2 separate regions of the Mus musculus genome follow, and region 1 is linked to region 2. Evidence: chromatin contacts called from ENCODE Hi-C or POLR2A ChIA-PET data. All regions are on one chromosome and are shown on one strand. The core of a region is the stretch at or near the end of the contact, and the rest is flanking DNA. Distances in the headings are between cores, read along the strand shown.

What was found. Hi-C counts contacts between places; a loop is a spot of excess contacts on that map. ChIA-PET counts read pairs that join two places held with the same protein, here RNA polymerase II (POLR2A).
Region 1: a loop to region 2 is called in a map of v-Abl transformed pro-B cells, with 4 times the contacts of the local background. The contact joins the promoter of Dennd2c here to the enhancer-like site in region 2. A Hi-C loop is called at or near these places in 2 of 37 maps with a recorded cell type or tissue (both v-Abl transformed pro-B cells). POLR2A ChIA-PET finds 5 or more read pairs at or near these places in 1 of 5 experiments (embryonic stem cell).

Annotation. Positions count from the first base shown.
Region 1 is chr3:103,101,397-103,104,205 of GRCm38, forward strand. Dennd2c (DENN/MADD domain containing 2C) reads left to right here and starts at 1,263. Exons shown (of 19, transcript NM_001384113.1): 1 at 1,263-1,342.
Region 2 is chr3:102,714,185-102,717,115 of GRCm38, forward strand. No RefSeq gene overlaps it. Among named protein-coding and RNA genes, the nearest start is that of Tspan2, 19 kb to the right of the region's middle. Within about 2 kb of position 1,252, at least 1 of the 3 ENCODE cell types and tissues checked has a DNase peak (open chromatin) inside an H3K27ac peak, as active enhancers do.

The DNA of each region.
Region 1 (2,809 bases), core at 13-2,512, 390 kb after region 2:
AGTAGAACACATGCATGTTAATTAACGTTCATCTTGGAATTCAAATCTTCATCCTGCTAAAGAATCTTCGTGGATGCAAACTTCAAAATGTAAATCTTAAAAACGCTGTTTTAGTCCCGAATTTCACCTTGTACAACTATCTGTGATACTTTCCAAACAGACTAGATTAAATGCCACTTGTGTTGGCTCAGGACTATGCTTGCACCCCAGAAGCAGGGGTAGGAGGATAAGAAGTTTGAAAAATAATAAAGAACACACATGTCTACATTTAAAGACATACACATTAGGTAAGGGATCAATGGAGTTTGCAATGTATTCCAAACCATATTTACATTTATTTCCTCACTGGAGTATTTTAAAGGAATTGTCAATACTTCTCCCTCAGGTAGAAAGTAATCCTTTTACTGTCCCCACCTCATGTCCCCACCTCATAGCTTCACAAGGGATTGGGACTTTTTTTTTTTTTTCCAAGTCTTGGTTGAGTTGGCTGGTGACAGTCATCCGCGATGTGTAATTAAACACCTCTCTGTGGCAGTCTTCTATTTTGGTACCTCTGTGTGAACAAGCCAGGGAAGTTTGGTTACCAGACACAAGGTCGGATGGAGTGGGTGGGGTGGAGTGGGGCGGGGCGCGGTGAGGTGGGGCAGTTAGATCGTGCTGGGAAATAGGTTCCACTCATCCCAGTCTCGCAGAGTGAAACTGGGCTATTCTTGCAGCAGGCACAGAGCCATGTGCATACCTGAGCAAGATCGTGTGGTAGGGAGAATTTAAGCGTGAGTCTCAAGTGGGTGTGGCAACCCAGTCGGCACCCGGACTAGGCACCAAAGGCATCCGGCTTGTGATTCCAAACCCGGGGCCAGGTGCGTTATTGGCATCTCTTTACTAGCTGGCATTCCCGATGAATGTTTGCTCCCTGAGCTGCTTTGGGGTTTTCTTAAAGAAGTTGCTGTTTGGCTCCTCTGGTTCTACTAGGCTCTGCCTTGCTGTAAAGGTCTGTCTCGTGTAGTCGCACAGACCGTAGATCCGGAGATAGAGCTTTGGCTCCAGGCCTGGGCAGGGGCTGCACCGTGGAACCAGCGCGGTGCAGCGCACACTGGTACCCCAGCGCTGGGGGCGGAGAGACCGCCTGGCGTGGGTTCCGAGCCTTGAGGAGAGCCCTGGAAGGACAGAGCCTTACTGGGTGAGCTCGGGGGCGTGCCCAGGCAAAAGAGGGCGTGTCTTAGCCTGGAGGGCGGGGACTGCGGAACCTGTGGGGGCGGGACGAAGATGTGGGCGCTGGATCCCAGAGGCCACCGACGCGAGTCTGGGATCCCTGCGCGAGGCGGCGTCGCGGCCCAGGCAGGTAGGCGACGGGATGCAGCGAGGGAGTGGGGCCATGGGGCCTCTGCCGCTCAGCTGTTGGCGTCGCCCCATGGCGTCCCGTGTGTTCGTGGTCAGCCGAGAGCTGGGTACCTCGGGCCAGGGGAAGGCGGGTGTCAGCCTGCGAGCCGCGGGCGCGGTCGGGGGTGCAGGGCCGGGGAGCCCAGGCGCTCGCCGCCGCGAGGAAACGCGCCTATCAGGCGGTCTTGAACTTGGACGTGCCCGGACGGAGCACTTCAGACAAGCGGTAAAGCGTGTGTTCGCGCGCTTTGCTTCGGAACTACGGGGCAGGCACGATAGAGGAAGTCGTCAAGTAGTTTTTTAAGATAAAATTCCTACAGTGGGACTGGAGTAGGACTGTGGAGTAACCAGGAGAGAAGATGATGATTAGATTGTGAGTCAAAAGGCTTCGCTCTGGAGCTCAGAGCCGCAAACAAACCGTCACACCTCCGTCAGGGTTAACTCTAAGAGGTGTGTGTCCCCGGAGTGCAAAACTGGGACGCTCATGGGTTCTCATGTTCTGAGAGGAATGACAGTGTTCTACAAATGTCAGGCATTGTTGTTTGATACACACACACATGCACCCCGGAGCATGTGTAGTTTGTAAAACTACTAAGTGCCTAGTACAGTAGGCACCCTGGTAAACCTTTATCCCAAAGCTACTACTGATTCGCCTGTATTGTTAGAGAAAGTTCTAACTTCTGTTTACTATGTAAATAAGTTATCTAAGCGTCATTTCCACATAATCACCATTGTTTGAAGAGCAGAGCTATTCTTAACTGAGTCATGACATTTTCTAAAATAGCATGCTATCTGTATACCGTAGTGCAATCATTTACCATGAAGCTTGTACCAATCAGAAAATCTGTTACTTTGCCTTAGATTAGCTGAAGGTATTTCATAAAGTGAGCTGAGAGTACTGCCTCAAAACAAGACTTTTATTTTGCAAATTCAGGGGCTGCTTATAAAAAGATCTGAGTTCTCTAAAACAAAGTTAATGTGTGGCTGTGGCATTTGTACAGTTTTTATTATAGACATTTGTGTTCTCTACTTGTGTGTGTGTGTGTGTGTGTGTGTGTGTGTGTGTGTGTGTGTGTATTTTAGGGAGAGATGGGAAATTTAAAAAGGAATAGCAGTCTGTAACCATGAGGTTTCTACTAGGGATACGTAAGAGTGATCTGGAGTATTTTCAAAGACAGAAACCAGCAACTGTAGTAATTGTGTCTCAAGGCCTCTTGTTAGTCTGTTAAATGTGGCAATTGACTTTTTTTAGATGCAGAAATATCAGTGTTTTTGATTGAGAACAGTAGGCAATTTCTTTCCTTTTCTTATTTAAAATTTAAAATTAGGGCATGTTTGTCACCAACGTGCAAAGAATCCTGGGTTCAATCCCAGTACTTCATAACTGGGTATGGTGGTGGTCCCATCCCACTCAGCATAAGAGAGGTGC
Region 2 (2,931 bases), core at 2-2,501:
GGGGTAAGAAAGGCTTGAGTCACACAAATGAGGAGGAACCCAAGAGACAGTGCGTGCTTACAATATAGAGTAGTGGGCGGTGGCCTTTATTCTTTGGAAAGAAGCTTTGGGGAACCTATGACCTCTAGGACTTTAAGAACATGGGAACCTGAAAGGCAAGGAAAACAAGAAGCCCAGACAAGAGACGGAGCATGAGCTGAAGATGTAGACGCCTCCTAAGGCGGTGGCTCTCAGCCTTCCTGATGCTGTGACCCTTTAATACAGTTCCTCGTGGTGTGGTGACCCCCAGCCATAAAATTATTTTATTGCTACTTTATGACTTTAATTTTGCTATCTTTATGAATTGTAATGTAAATTTCTACGTCTTCCCATGGTCTTCTGCGACCCTGCGAAAGGGGTTGAGTCTCTATTCAAAGGCTGAGAGCCCCTGCCCTAAGGGCTGAGACAAGCCTCTGAAGCTGGTAACAGGAGCCCAGGACCACTGCTCTAGGACAGTTCAGCAATGTAAATAAGAAGGAAACTTAGCCTCTCCAACCCTGAGGACCTCAAGTGGCCGGTAGCTCTCAGTAGACTGATGAAACCCTTCCACTTCCTCAGCCCTGAAGGGACTCCAGTCTCTGGTGACCTGCTGTAAAAAGCCTGAGAGTGTCAAGGCACCTAAGGTGGATTCAGCTCCCACCGCGATCAGAAGTATCCATGCTGCCTGCTCAGAGGAGGCCAGGAAGGCTGGGAGTGGCCTTAACAAAAGGCCCAAGTTCTCAGAAATTAGAAAGCATTGCGTGCTAAACCACGTTGATTGCTCCATAAACCGACTCCCTTAATGCATAAACAGCAGTGTGAACTGAGCACTGATGGCTACCGATCTTGGACCCACTCGCGTGGACAGTCAATGTCTTGTTGAGGAGACGTGAGACAAGCACTCCCAGACAATGAGTTCTTGAGTTCATGAGATACACGCAACTTGTCAAGTCCTTGCAATGCTTCTTTCTGACAGCAGGGGGGAGCCAACACCTGGTAAACGCCCGGGCACACTAAACCTTGCCGGTGCAGAAGAAACTGCCAAAGAAACAACCAGGAAATGATACCTTGGAAAGAACTGAAACCCAAGCAGGCTGGAAATGGAGGCAGCTCAGGCCCAGGTTTTGTAGGTGTTGCGGCCAAGATTATCGATCCCCCGAGTAAAGCAAATGTCAGCTGGGGAAGTCCAGGCTGGCCTTTAGGGTGACTGTTGCTCCGTATCTTACTCTAGCACCACAGACAAACACAATCTATTTCCTCTTTCTTTCTGTCGTGTCTGAGCTCACTCCGGTCAGGGCTAAGCCAAGCTCAGAAGAGGCAAAGACCTCAGGAAGGAAGTGGAAGGGGATTGGCTGGCTTCTTCCAGTTCAGCCTTACTGCTTGTCACTAACGTGTCTCCTCATATTCAAATTCCAACCATCCGGCTTTCTCCTCTTACTGCAGTATGTGGAAGTGTTCTACCTGGAAGAGAAAAGCTCAGGCGATCTCTCTATGCTCCCATTTTCTCCTTTGTGAAAGGAATATAAATATAAATATATTCGATGACAAAAAAGAAACCTGGACCGTGAGAGGCACGCCTCCAAGAGGTGAGAACAGAAGAAGCTACGAGAGCCTCCTTCTATCTCAGGTGTCCACCTCTGCCAGAAAGGGAGCCGGAGCTGAGCACTGGACCGACAGCCGACAGGCCTCGCGCTGGTCCCAGCTCTGCCTTTAATACCTTCATAGAGCTGGCTGAATCCTTTACCTCTTAGCATGACCAGAAGCTGTCCCTGTTCTGGGACCAGAGGAAGGCAAATGTGGGAACCCCGTGAGAGCACAGGCTCTTAGCTGTGTGACCTTGAATGTGTTGCTTAACCTTTCCTAGCCTCAGGTTCCTCTTCATCAAACGAGAAGTGGGGGGATGGAATGAGATGAGATTTAGTGGGTCCTTAGTGGTGACAAGTGATAGCATATCCCCTCACCACATTAAATAATAGATGGAGGCGCACCAGTTGGCTGGTGCCTGCAAAGTGTCAGGCATTATAATGAATTTCAAAAGTCATAAAATGATAAATTTTTTTGGATTTTATGCTCATTTAGCAGTTTTCTGCTTGCTTTGACAGTCATTTCTTTGCACATTTACCAGAAACAGGTAATATTCAGCAAGACACACTTCACTATCATTTAAAGGATGAAAATACTAAGATTCAAGGAGATTAAATGAATTAGCTAAAGTCCAGCCACTCAGGAAAAGAACCAGGAAAAAACGACTCTTCATAACTCTAATTACTACCTTCAAGGATATAATAATAATACTATCATGAGATGGGACTTAAGAGGAGACCCTAATCAAGTTGTATAGAATGAAGTCAAACAAGGGCACAACCGGGAAGGGGGAAGCATGTTTGCTAGAACCATGGTACGTGTTTGATCAAGCCAGCAGCCTTCACTGTCCACTACAGGCAAAAGCCCCAAAGAGAACAGACGGCACTTGGCTCTCTTCATGAGAGAAGAAAGCTGGTACCACAGGCTCATACCTCAGATGAATTATGAACCTTATAAACACATTTACCCCAGCAAAATGTTTTGTGCAGGCTGGGTGCTATGTCAGACACAAGAATCCAGTCACAGAGTCGAACCTTTGTGCAGCTTAGCAACCAGCAGGCAGGTGAACAATGAACAGATAATTCACCCAGAGACACACAAAGTCCTCCTTTAGCATCCACGGGACCCAGGATCCTGCCCAGTCTGCAGGTACTCAACTCTCACATGGAAGATGCTACGGTGTTTTCATAACTATACACATTCTCCCAGACACTCCAAATCATCTTCTCACCTAATATACTGAGAATGTTGTGTCAATATTTATTATTCTTTTCTGGGGCAGGGGTTTGGGAATAATGACACAAAAAGAAAATATGTCCTTTCAGGACA